2 separate regions of the Mus musculus genome follow, and region 1 is linked to region 2. Evidence: chromatin contacts called from ENCODE Hi-C or POLR2A ChIA-PET data. All regions are on one chromosome and are shown on one strand. Each heading gives the region's core, a stretch centred on a gene start or an enhancer-like site at or near the end of the contact. The rest is flanking DNA. Distances are from core to core; before and after follow the strand shown.

Region 1 (6,516 bases), core at 72-2,571, 59 kb after region 2:
CCTAACCTTGACCAGTAATTGGAGAAAGTGCTTCCGGGAACTCAAAGAAAATAGACTATTCTGCCCCAGAGTGGTAAGGTGTCAGGAAGGAGCAAAGAAAACTAGGGCTGCAAATACTCATAGCAGGAACAGCCTATCTCGTTTGACTACATCAACAGTCACCGAGGTATGCAGATGCTCTTGTTAGCTCCAGGGTTTGTCCAAGGTCATCCTGGGAGTCCGCAGCAGTTAGGTTTCATTTGGGGCATGTGTGTGTGTGTGTGTGTGTGTGTGTGTGTGTGTGTGTGTGTGTATGTGTGTGTCATGTGTGCACATTTCCAAGGAAGCCAGAAGAGGGCATCAGATCTCCTGGAACTGGAGGTTACAGGTGTAAGCCACCCTACATGGATACTATGAAGTGAACTAGGGTCCTCTAGAAGAGCTCCAACAGCAGAGTCATCTCGGCTGCCCGTTTTGTTTTGTTTTGTTTTGTTTTGTTTTGTTTTGTTGAGACAGGGTCTCACCTAGGCCACCCCCGGCTTCAAAATTCCTATGTAGTCAAGGCTTGGCCTTGACTTCCCAAATGCTAGGACAACAGGTGTACACCACCAGAGCCAGCTTTAATTTTTATTACTATTAAAACAATACAACTATTATTAAGTGTAGTAATGACTTTCGAGAAAGACTACTATTAATAAACTCAGTAGTAATGTAGGGGAAGCTGCTGCGTCTCTTCCCCGCCTTCCCTGAAGCAGTATCTCTGCCTGGGGAAATTTTCTGCTGCCCCCTACAGATCTAGAAAGAAGTGGGTCATGTCACTTGCTGCTCCCTAGACTGATACCAACACACTAAAGGTGAGAGTGCAGCAAAACAGTCCAGTCCCCAGGCTGCAGCAATATCGAGTCAGCAAGGCTTACTGGACACACAGAGTAGGTAAGCCAATGCTCAAGAGAAATATTAAAACAGCAAAAATTAAAAGATAAAAAATAAAAAGATAAAAATTAACCAAAGGAGAACAACAGTGAACAATATCAAAAATTAAATAGAAGTTAGAATAGCGGAGCTTCTCTTTTGCTGTGGATGGACGGACTCTAAGACAGCTTCTAAGCACATACGTACACAAAAAGATTGGAAATGTACGAAAGTTTTTATCTGGACCTCTGAGTTCTGCTATCGCTTCAACCGTCTTGCTGGCTTTACTACGAGAATCTCTGTTTCTAAAGGAGTGAGCCAAACTCAGTAGAGTGGAAAAGGCTCCAGAGTGCACAGGGGCTACACTCAGGCGGCTCCTTCCAGCGCGCGCCTGGTTCCCATCGCGCACCCGGATCGGATCTGCGCCGCCAGGCGGTTGGCTAGAGCGTTGAGAGGAGCGGTGCCCGGGCGACGAGCGTCCCCTCGTGGCTGTGATGGTGGCCGTGGCTGTTGTGTAGTCCGAGAGGTGTGTGTCAGGGATGGACCTGCTCTGCAGCTGCCCTTAGACGCCCCAGGAGTCCGATGTGGGTCCTCCACATCCACCCACAGGGACTTAGGAACGAATTTCATTGTGTATGTGTGTTGCCAGCCTAAAAGAGAGGACTGGCTGTCTAAAGCAGTGGTTCTCAACCTTCCTAATGCTGCGACCCTTTAATACAGTTCCTCATGTTGTGACGACCCCCAACCATAAAATTGTTGCTACTTCACAACTATAGTTTTGCTACTGTTATGAATCATAATGTAAACATACGTGTTTCCCAGTGGTCTTAGGTGACCTCTGGGAAAGGGTCTTTGAGAACTGCTAGTCTAAAGAGTTAACATCTGGACATCTGGGCTGTGCATGCTGTGGATACAAGGCACATCAGTCTCAAAGACGGTTGAGGTGGGACACTTCTAAGGGCGGAAGTATACCGCCCTGGGTTTTGAAATTGAGCTTGGGGCTGACAGGGATTTGTTGCAGGAGTTGACTTCCGTAGCAAGAGGCAGTGTGCGGAGCATATGTAAGTGACCCATGCATTGTGGAGGCTGAGGCAGGAGCTTGAGGGCAAACAGGCTACAAGACCCTGCCTCAGAAAGCAAACAGAAGAAAAGGGCCCTTAGGCTTTCCTGGGGGTAGTTTTATGATAGACATTGTGTGCCTGTGTTACCCTCTTAACTTCCCAACTTATGGCTTGGCTAGTTTGATTATGACCCCTTCTCTTCTCTTCCCTCCCCTCCCTGCCCCTTTATTATTTTTAAGACCTGGCTGACCTTGGGCTCATTATATAGTCCAAGTTACCCTCAAATGCATGGCAGTCCTCTGTCCCCAGCCTCCGTAGTTCTGGGATTAACAGCATGTGCCATCCCATCTAGCACGACTCTATTTTGATATGGACACTGTTTACAGTTGAGGGGCTAGAAGGAGGAATTCGGGGACCCAGGATCAACTCTGGTCTTAACCTGACTTGAGGCAAATCACTTGACTTCTGTGTCTCCTCTTCAATGAGAAAGTAATTCTTTATTAATCTCACAGGCTTAAAACATTACAGTTCCACACAACATAAGATTAACCATATTTTTGAGTGTCCCTTACCACACTCAATGTCTGTACTAGTTCCAGAACATTTCATCACTCCCCAAATAAACCCTGCACTTATTAAGCAGTCGCTCTCCACTGCCTACTCCCTACAGCCCCTGGCAACTGCTGCTCTTTTTGTGTGCCTGGATTAGTGAAGTCTGGACAATTCATATGAGTGGAATCATATACGCTTTGCTTAGCATACTGCTTTCAAGGTCCCTGCCTGTTGTAGCAGGTACCCTACCTACATCATTCCTTATATGGGCAAACGAGACTCCGTGGTGGGGAATTGCCTTGTCCCATATTGTTAATCAGTTGAATGGACCTTGGGGTTACGATGACTTTGCGAACATTTTTTATATGTTTTATTTTACATTTGTTTATTTAATGTGTGTGCACGTGTGTGGAGGTCAGAGGCAGCATGTGGGAGTCACTCCTCTCCCACCACCACGTGAGTCCAGCAATCAGACTCAGCTCATCCACCTTAAGGAAGCATCCTTACCTGCTAAACCATCTCACTGGCCCTATACTTTGGGGTGGGGGAGGGGAGACAGGGATGGACATATTTCTATTTTCTAGAAGTGAAACTGAAGGATTATACAGACATTGGACATTTGGCTTTGTGAGAAGTAAGCTGCCAGTCTACTTCCCAATACGCTCTGCCCCATGTGCCACCAGTGGGCAAAGGTTCCAGTTTTCTCCTCTCTCGGCACATGCTATTTTCTATTTTGTCCTTGATATAGAATGTTAGTGTATAGCACGGGAAGTTGAAGCCCAGTGAACATTTAGTTCTCATTTGTTCTGGGTGCTAAAGTGGGGAACTTTTAATGAGGCCTTTGGCTATCTGTTTCTTTGTGGAAATGTCTGTTTAGGACTCGTTTTTATTTGTTTACTAGGACTGTATTTAGCCCCTTATTTATTTGGTGTGTCTTTTGTTGCATTGTAAGGGCTGCTCTCTATGTTCAGGATCTGATTTGGCAACGCTTCCTTCCTTCAACTCTCATGCATAGTTAAGAGATGACTCATGACTTCTGTTTATTCTGAGTCTGTTGTTTAGGCCACCACTCCCCCAACCCCGGCTCCTGTCGCTGACCATTTTGCCACTGAACGGCACACAACACGAGGTTCAAACCCAGTTTCGCACCTCTGCACTGAGATAGTTAGTTGAGCACAGTTGGTGACAGTCGTGTTCTTCCCCCGGTGAGTGAGCTAGTGTGATGTCTGTCAACCCTGGTGCATGGAGCGTTTCCAGACTCTGCCTGTGCTTTTCTCAGTTTTGATCTATGCTGATGCTGATTGACAAACAGAAAGTGTTGATATCAGGAATCGTGGGCCTGCCAACTTGATTCCTTCCCCACAGTTTCTCCATCCAGCATTCCTAGGACCATCCTGTTCAAGGCCGCTGGGTTTTGAGCTGAAGACCAACTTTGGGGCGCTTCTGCTGGGAAGGTGGTTGGTCTTTCGGTCTGTGAATACAGGGTTCTCTTTTGTTTCTTATGGTCAAAACCATTGGCCCATAATTGTTCAATGTGATTGATAGTCCTGAAAAAAAAAATAACATGCTGGTGATTTTGATGCTATATAGGATTTTATCACAATGACTAAAATGTGATGTCCTTAGTGTCCTCTGCATAGTAGCAGCTGACCCCAATAGGGGAAACCCTGTAAGGTAAGGACTAGCATTGCCTGACTTAGAGATGATAAGTAGCTGTGGGTTAACTAGTTTGCTCTGAATTATATGCATGCAGCATGTTGAAGAATTGAGATCTGAGCTCATATCCCAGGCTCATAGTTTTTATGTCATACTATCGATGACTATGATGAAAGGGGTGTGTTGTGAACAGGCTTAAAGTACAGAACACGGTGTGAGCAGACATCAAACAGGTGTCTAACCCTGTAGTTTGTGAGACACGTAGACGCTTCCCAAGTACTAACACTCTCCATTTATATTTCATATCTTTGTTGTGAAAACGGACCTGTAGTCTGCTCACTCTTACGTCTCTATTCTCTAAGGTTTTAATAAATTGATATGAAGGTATAAAGGAGCAGTCAGGTACCTAATTCAGAATATTTATTTTTTTTAGTTACCTTTCCATTTATAAAGTAGAGGTGTGGAAAAATGAAGCAATAATCTTTTTTATTGATGACACTTAATATTTTGGCAGGTGACCTTAAGTGTGTTACATCTTCATTTCTTAAGCATCAACCTTCCATCCTTCCTGGTAAGATGGATTCACTACAGATGAAGCAGTTTTCAGTCCTCCTGTGGAAAAACTTCCTTCTAAAGGTGAGTGGTGATGTCTGTGGGAGCTCGATGGGAAGTCTGTGTAGCCAGAGGAAGAACTAACAGCTCACTAACTACATGGATTATAGTTGATTTTCTCTCTTTTGTTCCAAGGCTGGGGTAGCCCTGCTTAGTCTGAAGAACAGCCTGAGAGTCAACAGAATCGGTGTAGGAGAGTGAAACATAGGCAGTATAAGGAAGACAGTCGGGGAGGAGGGCATTCTCATTGTAGAACAAAGGAGAATAATATAGGTCTCTGTTGTGTTAATTAACCCATGGCTCCACACAGGAGCACGCACATGCATGTGCTCATGTGTTCACTAACGTGCCCCCCCCCGCCCCCGTGTTTTGTTGCAGAGCCGGAATGTGGTTGGCTTAGTGGTGGAGATCATCTTGATATTTCTGTTGTTTGTATGGACTTTGACTGTACGCAGAATTTCAAAGAAGACATCTATAAGTGATGTGATTTTCAATCCTATTCTCTTGACATTGCCTAAATTCCTTAATGAAAACTTTGACTATGAATTGGCTTATGTGCCTTCTGAGAGTAATGCAGCAAGAAATATTACTGAGATGGTGAAAAAGGATTTAAATTTCAACTTTAAAGGTTAGAAATGAAAATACTTGAAATATTTCTCTGGAAATGGTTTAGTATGATTTAGTAACCTTCGTAATTCATGCACTCGTCTCCCAAATAGAACACAATGGATTTTGCTCAAATGTCTGCATGACATAATCACAATTGAAATCTAATATTTAAAATGATGACTGAATTAATTTCCAGTCATATAAAACTATCCTTTTTATGATTGTTATGAATAAACTTTTATTTGTGTGTGTGCATGCATATGCATGCATGTGTGTACACTCATGTGCATGTGTACCTGTGTATGTGCATGTGTGTGTATTTGTGACATATGTGGGGGCCAGAGGACATTTTGCAGATGTTGATTCTTTCCTTTCAACAATGCTGTCACCAGGCAAGTGACAGAACCTGATTTCATGTCAAGTATTAGGATAAAACAGGAACTTTTTCTTGGTGCACAGATTTTATTCACAACATATCCAAGTACAGCAGCCACCTGTAGATAGAAGTGTCATCTAATTAGGAGCTTGTGAGTCCACTTGGGAGAGCCACCATGAGGGAACAATGCCCAGGTGGCAGACTTGCCTTCAGAACCAGAAGTTTCCCACACCCGCATGGACTTTGTTATAGCCTCCTGTGAGAATGGTCTTGCTATCAGAACTGTGCACTGGGGATTTGGGTCAAAGAGTGCCCACTGAGTCTCCTGTGATGGACCTCATGGTCTCAACTATGGCTACAGACCAGAAATGTCACTAAGACTCGCCCTCTCAGCAGGCAAGACAAGGACTCAGCTCAGAGAGAGAGAGAGAGAGAGAGACAGAGACAGAGACAGAGACACAGAGACAGAGACAGAAACAGAGCAGAGAGAGACAGAGAGAGACAGAGAGACAGAGAAGAGAGAGAGAAGAGAGAGAGACAGAGAGAGAGGAGTTCCTATGTGTATGGCCTGTCACAACTGTCAACTTATATACAGGCCCAGGAAGGTATTTGTCTGAGTCTCTGAGGCAAACTTGCTCCCTAGTCAACCAGATCCTGAAATTGCTGTAAGATTCAGACAGTTTGTGTCAGCAGTAGACAGAGATCAGCCTTGTTAGTTCAAAGCAACATGCAAAGAAAAAGGTGCCTCATGGGGCTGCT
Region 2 (7,186 bases), core at 4,168-6,667:
AAATGCAAGTGGTCCTCTGACCTACACTTGGCATGCCTACAACACTCATTCACCCATGCATGTATACATGCACAAACCAAACAAAAAGTGAGCATTGTTTAAAATACTGGAGCTTCTTTAACAATGGGAAGCCAGTGTTTTATAAAATTAAAGTGATCATAACCTTTAACATGAATTTAAGTATTAATATGGTTCATAAGTGAAGAGTTTTATTTTTAGGATTGGAGAGGTGGCTCAGTGAATACTTTCTCTTCCATAGGAACAAATTCAGTTCTCAGAATCCACCTTACACTAGCCATGAACTACATTTAACTCCAGTTACAGGTATCTGATACCTTCTGTCTTCTGTAGATACCATCTCACAAATGGCATACACTCAACACACATGAGAGAGAGAGAGAGAAAGAAAGTAAGAGGGACAGAGGGACGAGAAGAGGGACAGAGGGACGAGAAGAGGGACAGAGGGACGAGAAGAGGGACAGAGGGACGAGAAGAGGGACAGAGACACAGAGGGACGAGAAGAGGGACAGAGACACAGAGGGACAAGAAGAGGGACAGAGACACAGAGGGACGAGAAGAGGGACAGAGACACGAAAAGAGGGACAGAGAGACAGAGACACGAAAAGAGGGACAGAGAGACAGAGACACGAAAAGAGGGACAGAGAGACAGAGACACGAAAAGAGGGACAGAGAGACAGAGACACGAAAAGAGGGACAGAGAGACAGAGACACGAAAAGAGGGACAGAGAGACAGAGACACGAGAAGAGGGACGAGAAGAGGGACAGAGACACGAGAAGAGGGACAGAGACACGAGAAGAGGGACGAGAAGAGGGACAGAGGGACAGAGACACAGAGACACGAAAAGAGGGACAGAGACACAGAGACACGAAAAGAGGGACAGAGACACAGAGACACGAAAAGAGGGACAGAGACACAGAGACACGAAAAGAGGGACAGAGACACAGAGACACGAAAAGAGGGACAGAGACACAGAGACACGAAAAGAGGGACAGAGACACAGAGACACGAAAAGAGGGACAGAGACACAGAGACACGAAAAGAGGGACAGAGACACAGAGACACAGAGAAGAGGGACAGAGACAGAGACAGAGAAGAGGGACAGAGACAGAGAGAGAGAAGAGGGACAGAGACAGAGAGAGAGAAGAGGGACAGAGAGAGAGAGAGAGAGAGAGAGAGAGAGAGAGAGAGAGAGAGAGGTGGGGGGAGGGCCAGAGGGCCAGAGAGAGACAGGTGGGGGGAGGGACAGAGAGAGAGACAGGTGGGGGGAGGGACACAGAGAGAGAGGTGGGGGGAGGGACAGAGGAAGAAGACAGAACAAATTGTATTCTTACCTGGTTTTCATCAGCAAGCCTAGAGAAAAGTTGTGGGAAAGAAAACTGGAAAAAAAAGTAAAAAGATTTAGGAGAAAGTCTCTGAAGTTCTGTCACTTGCTATTTTGCAGGATTCACCCAGATTAGTTGGCATAAGTTAGTGCTGTAGTTTCAAGAAGCCTGGCTGCTGACACACAGTAGAAGAGCACAGGGACAGATGTATCTTCCAATCCTGCCCTTGAGTTTTACACCTTTGGGTTTCCAGTTATCAAAAGACACTGGAAAAGCTAGACAAGTTTGGGGACAGGATATGGGATGTGTTATCAGTCAGTCCTTTGATTATCAATGTGACTGCAGATATTTGAGCCTTTTCTATTGCTAGACACAGTGTACTCAACATGGTGTGTACTCAGTTCTTAGAGCCACCTTGTCAGCCACCCTGCTCTTCCATTTTAGCCTTAAAAACAAAGCTTCAGTATGGAAAATGCATCAAGGCCACACAGCAAAACAGTAAAAACAAAATTGAAATTCATTCATCTGCTAAGCCCAGCTATGTCTACAACACAGCATTATTCTATTAACCCTGCTATAGCCATAAGAGAGAAAAATCATTCCACATCACTTACAGATATTAGATCTCTCCTGCAGACAACAATTTCTGAAATCTCATGGGTCTCTGCTTGAATAGCTGGACAGAAGAAATGATACATGTCATCTTTATATCTCACATCAGTGGTGGTGTCCCCCACTCTGATGTTCACCTGGTATCCACCAACCTGTGTACAAACGATACAAAAGAGGCAGTCGATTCCTCAGTGGGAAAGGCAGTTCGCGAAGACCATCCCATCTGACCATTAGAGTGGCAACACATTGGAGTTCAGCAGTACCAGTTCCTGAAGGCATTTCATTCCCTTGCCAGGAGGCTATAGCTAACTCTTTTGAGATATCCTTGTAAGACTCACAGGCTAAGAGGAGAGTTCAAACATTAGGGGTAGAGTCTGGTTTTCTGTTACATTTCTATTATGGTCTATTATGCTGGGAATCATGGTCCTATTCCCAGACATCTACACAGGTTATTCAAATATACCCACTCAGCAACTAAATCGATGCCCTTGAGCTGAGAGGAGCCAACTTTGTTACCCCTGACCTCAGGGAACTTAGTCTAAGGCAAGATGATTGTTACCTAACAATTTTCTGTTAAGTATTAGATAGTAACTATCCTAGAATTTATGTCATCTTAACATTAAGACCCATTCTTAATCCATAGCTCATTACATAAAGGCTAGGAGACTAGATTTGGCATTCACAGGTTGCAGTTAGGAGATGCTGAACCCAAAGGACAGCAACTCAAGTTTCTTGAAGTTGGGAAGGCCTGTATTCATAGGAGAAGGACATCAGTTTGGGAGGGATATGTGCTGGGGAGTTCTGGGAGAAGTTGGAAGTGAGTGAGGGGGTGGGTATGATAAACACGTTGTATACACGTATGAAACTTTCAAAGACTAAAGAAACAGATACGTTTAAATTGGTACAGATTTTCACAAAAGGTATTTACTTTTCTGGGCCATCTCAGAGGATTTTAGTTGCCCAGATGACCGCTCAGAAAGCAGAGTCTATGAATATACACAAAGCTTACACTATAGGCTCCAGCATCAGGGTTAGTTGATGTAGCCTGTTAAACAGGGAATTTCCAGGACTTACCCCACACCCACATCAACTGAAAGTCTTGATAGAAGCTTGAAAACTTCTGCCATGTGGCAGGTTTTTATTTTATTACACCTGATTACCCTGATTGGGCAATCCTGTTGCTTGGTAATAGAGAAAACCTTATTGCTTAGCAACTCTTTGCTTTTTAACACCTGTTCTTAAGCTAGGTTCTCTATCCAGTAGCACCAAAAATAGCTTTCCATCTCACACAAGGGTTAGATTAAAATAGCTCCATGACCAAGCATTTGCTTTGTCTAAGTCGCATGTCCTGCCTTGATTTCTATAGTATTATTAATCTTTATACCCTGTGGGGATGACAGCATCTTTTCAGTTTTCCTATAAGCAAAGTAGCAAGGTTAAGTAGCTTACTTAAAGTCAAACCCAAGGCTAATAGCTCAAGCACTAGGCTTTTTTAACAGTGATATTTCAGACCTCCTGTTTCAGGGACATTATAGGCTATTTGACAATATCCTTGACTTATAGCCACATTGATGACAGGAGTAGAGTCCATCCTACCTCCAGAATGTTTCTAGGCATGATCAAAAGTTTCCTCTGGGTATGCCAGTAATACAACAAAATAAGCCAATCTGGTTGAGGACTGCTGTTCTGTTTCATGGTCTAAATCACCATAGCGATTATGTTTCTACTCTCTAAGTCACTCCCCCAAGACACTTGCTTACCACTTTTATAGTGCAGGTCTCGTAAGGGAACTTCAGGACGAACCTTTCCAAGTCCAGAGCATAAGTGCAGTTCAAAATTTCACTACCAAGGGTATCTACAGAAGACAGATAGCCAAGAAATGCATTCAAGGGGCAGAGCCAACTGAAAGTTCCCAGCTGGGATTTCTCATCCACATCCAAGGCACGTCTATCACTTTTGACCCAACCTAGTGACATGATCAAACTTCAGGTGTTGTGACTTACACCCAGAAGTTTCCCACTGGATCCCAAATAAGTCATATTACCCAGAAAAGCAGGTATTCCGCTCAGGTTGGCACTGAGCAAGTCAGGGACCCCATGGTACTACGGAAGGTGAATGCCAGTCACTCCAAGGGTTGGACTCTGTGTACCCATTAGAGGGGTCCTTACTTTCTACAAGTTGGAATTAAGATCACATAGTACGTACTACATACCCACCACAGAAGGATTCCATTTTTCCATGTCAAATCTGCTTGAAAATTCAATTCTCACTTCGTCTTTGTCACAAATGAGAGTGCCTGGACAACAGAGAAAGGTTTTGGAGGCCTTTTGAGTGACAGGAGACACTTGCTACAGGAAAGCGTGCAAACACCATCTTCTGTGGGCTGTTAAGGATGGGGAGGACACTCAGCCTCAGGGAGCTCACAGAGTAAGGCTTAAAATGCAATACAAGATACCAGAGCTTTAAGGGTGTTCCCATTCAACACCCAGAGATCCAAGGAGTACTCCAGCTTCCAGTTGACAAATCAGGCTCAGAAACCTTGACTACCTGGGGATGGAGCTGCCAGTTGTGGGGATGGCAGGTCTCAAGAGCAGAAGCTTGTTATTTCAAATTAGAGCTTTAAGAAGAAAATCCTGAATAAATCCCAGGGAAGTATCTTAATTCAAGACTAAATCCTGCCCATGACCTGCCTTTCTGCAGCCAATGGCTCAGGGGAGAGTCTCCCTGGCACTTTGTTTCACAAGGCAAGTTCTTGCCGGGTCTGACGCTGATGCCTTAAGCTTAAGGCATAGATGAAGACCATTGCTCCTACATGTGAGGGTCAGAGCGTGACTTATTTTAGGTTCTGGAAAACATGAGGCAGTGAGGGCTTGGGAAGTAGCACAGACGTTCTTTTGAATTCTGTTTAGCTAACACAGCAAGCCCACAGATGACTAGGAGAACTTCTTTAATGGCTAACTTAAGAAGGGAGTGAGTGAAGCTAGGCAATGGAGGCACACACCTGAAAAACCAGCTTTAAGGAGGCTGAGGCAGGAGGATTGAGACATTGGGTTGAGGCCCGACTGGAATGCACAGCAAGTCCCGGTTGGAAGGGATGATGGAGAGAGGCAGAGGGGAGACGGGAGGGAGAACAGAGTGGAGAGCTATTCCACCTGCAGACTTTTCTCTTTGGACAGAGGGTTCTCTTGCCCAAGAGACATACCTGGGAAGGCAGGATTCTCGGACTGAGGAAGGCTTACTGAGTTCACTGAAGTCACAAGGGTGAATAAGAGGGAAAGAAACCTGTAGATGCTGGATAGGAGAGAGAGAAAACGTTAAGAAAGAGTGAACTTGAGCCAAGAAGCCACTGCATTCCCTGCCCTCATTCCCAGAATGCCTCACCTCCTGCCGCACGGAGAGCTTACAGATGCTTTCCTCTGCCACCTCGCCATGTTGGAAGGTACCACCAAAGCGCCGAGGTGAGGCCGTGCAGCAGCTGTGCGCGCTGTTATAGCCGCAGGTAGGGTGTGACTCCACCCTTTCACAATTGGGGGCACCTGGCTCTCCCAGCCCAGCTGAGAGGGAGAGATTTGGGAAGAAAGTGCCATCTGCCCTCCCTTACACTTGCCTCCAGGTTCTGCCAGCAGCTTTTGAGGGGCAGAAGTAAAACCAGAATGCCCCAAAATTGGCTCCAGGTGAGTAAATTAGTGATTTGGGGAGAAAATTCAGATCTTTTAAGCAAGATATCTACAATTCCAGTGTAGTGAAGGATGCTGGGGTTCATTAAGGAAGGGCATCTGTTTGTACTTCTAATGCTTTCCTGTGGGTGCTACATGGGAGAGAGGGGTTAAAAAAAAAAAGAATAAATGTAAGCAAATAAGGTCATAAAATCCCTACCCTTGATCCCAAAATGCTTTGTTTCCCGGCAGTTATGGAAGTTAGCAGTCACTCCCATGATGGTCAAGAAGGACCTAAAAAGTGAATTAGACAATGACATGTGGATTTGTGTCCACACATAAAAGAGAAGTGTAGACACTAAAGAGTGCAGACGCATGGAGTGCTACTTCTGTAATTCCAGCACTTAGAACTGAGGCAGGAGGACTGGGAGCTGAAGGTCAGTTAGACTGAGAGATCCTACTTTGGAAAACAAGCCTCCCCCCAAAGAGAAAAGACACACTTACTTTTAAGCTTGCTATTGATAATGTTCGTATACTATGAAATGTCACAGGCTTTTCCCTATCAGCACCACAGGTGTTGCCCAAAGAAACTCCATTTTATGCTAGGCATCCACTTTGTACCAACTAGCTGTTTGTCTCTGCCTCCATCCCCTGGAACGTAAGTTCCCAGTAACCCTTAGTCGTGATCCCCACCCAAAAATGCACACCTGTGACCATCGCCTTGCTATGATGTGACTAACTGCTTTTATGGCTTCTGTAACTTGCTTACGTAGACACCCTAAGGATTACTTTGGGTCACTGTGACCACGTGGCAGAACAGACCAGTTTTTTCTTGCTTGTGTAGGTACTGGAAGTTTTCATCTTTCAAAAACCCTTCCCATACCCCTCCTTCACAGCATGCCTGAGATTTGGTTTTAAGGTTGTCATCCTGCTATCAGCTAATCAATAAATCCTTTGATTATAATTGGATTGAGCCTGTGGTCTTTCCCTAAGGGTCACAAGCTCTATAACATTGTGTTATTTAAACAAAACCATACCCAGTGATGAAGTTTAAACACTGTTTTGTAGCGTCCTTTTACCACTGACAACATTCCTGTATCAAGCATGGTCATTGTGAGGGTTGTGTAGCCACATGTCACACATACTCACAGATATGGTTGTATTACATGTACACATATGACTCATTTTAAGGATTCTATAGTCACTGTTTAGATAAACCAGTATTTATTTAACTGTTCCTTCCCTATAGATGCTAAGTGGTTTCCAGTGTTTCATCAAATAGGATGATATATTTTTTGACACAGACTCTTGCAATATAGCTCAGGCTACTTTAGATCAGAGATCTTCCTGCCCACTTCTTCCATATGGTATGTTTATAAGTGGGTGCTCCCATACTGGTTAACACGGTGGATATTTTTATACGTCTGTCTGGCTAACCCTTACTATAATTCCTAAAAGTATATTCCATGGGTCAAAGAGTATTATGATCTAAGAACAGAACAACAGGGATACTTAGGCATTTACAAGCCAGGAACCTGTGGCCAAACAGCCCTCCCAAGCTTTGATAATTTAAT

What was found. A loop is a pair of places that touch in the nucleus more often than their neighbours do. ChIA-PET counts read pairs that join two places held with the same protein, here RNA polymerase II (POLR2A).
Region 1: a loop to region 2 is called in a map of T-helper 17 cell, with 2.3 times the contacts of the local background. The contact joins the promoter of Abca14 here to the promoter of Zp2 in region 2. A Hi-C loop is called at or near these places in 2 of 37 maps with a recorded cell type or tissue (T-helper 17 cell and gastrocnemius). POLR2A ChIA-PET finds 5 or more read pairs at or near these places in 1 of 5 experiments (embryonic stem cell).

Annotation. Positions count from the first base shown.
Region 1 is chr7:120,202,643-120,209,158 of GRCm38, forward strand. Abca14 (ATP-binding cassette, sub-family A (ABC1), member 14) reads left to right here and starts at 1,322. Exons shown (of 31, transcript NM_026458.4): 1 at 1,322-1,417; 2 at 4,675-4,796; 3 at 5,151-5,400. The coding sequence starts at 4,737.
Region 2 is chr7:120,139,874-120,147,059 of GRCm38, forward strand. Zp2 (zona pellucida glycoprotein 2) reads right to left here and starts at 5,418. Exons shown (of 18, transcript NM_011775.7): 1 at 5,338-5,418; 2 at 5,159-5,247; 3 at 4,169-4,252; 4 at 3,717-3,811; 5 at 1,959-2,108; 6 at 1,354-1,398. The coding sequence starts at 5,387.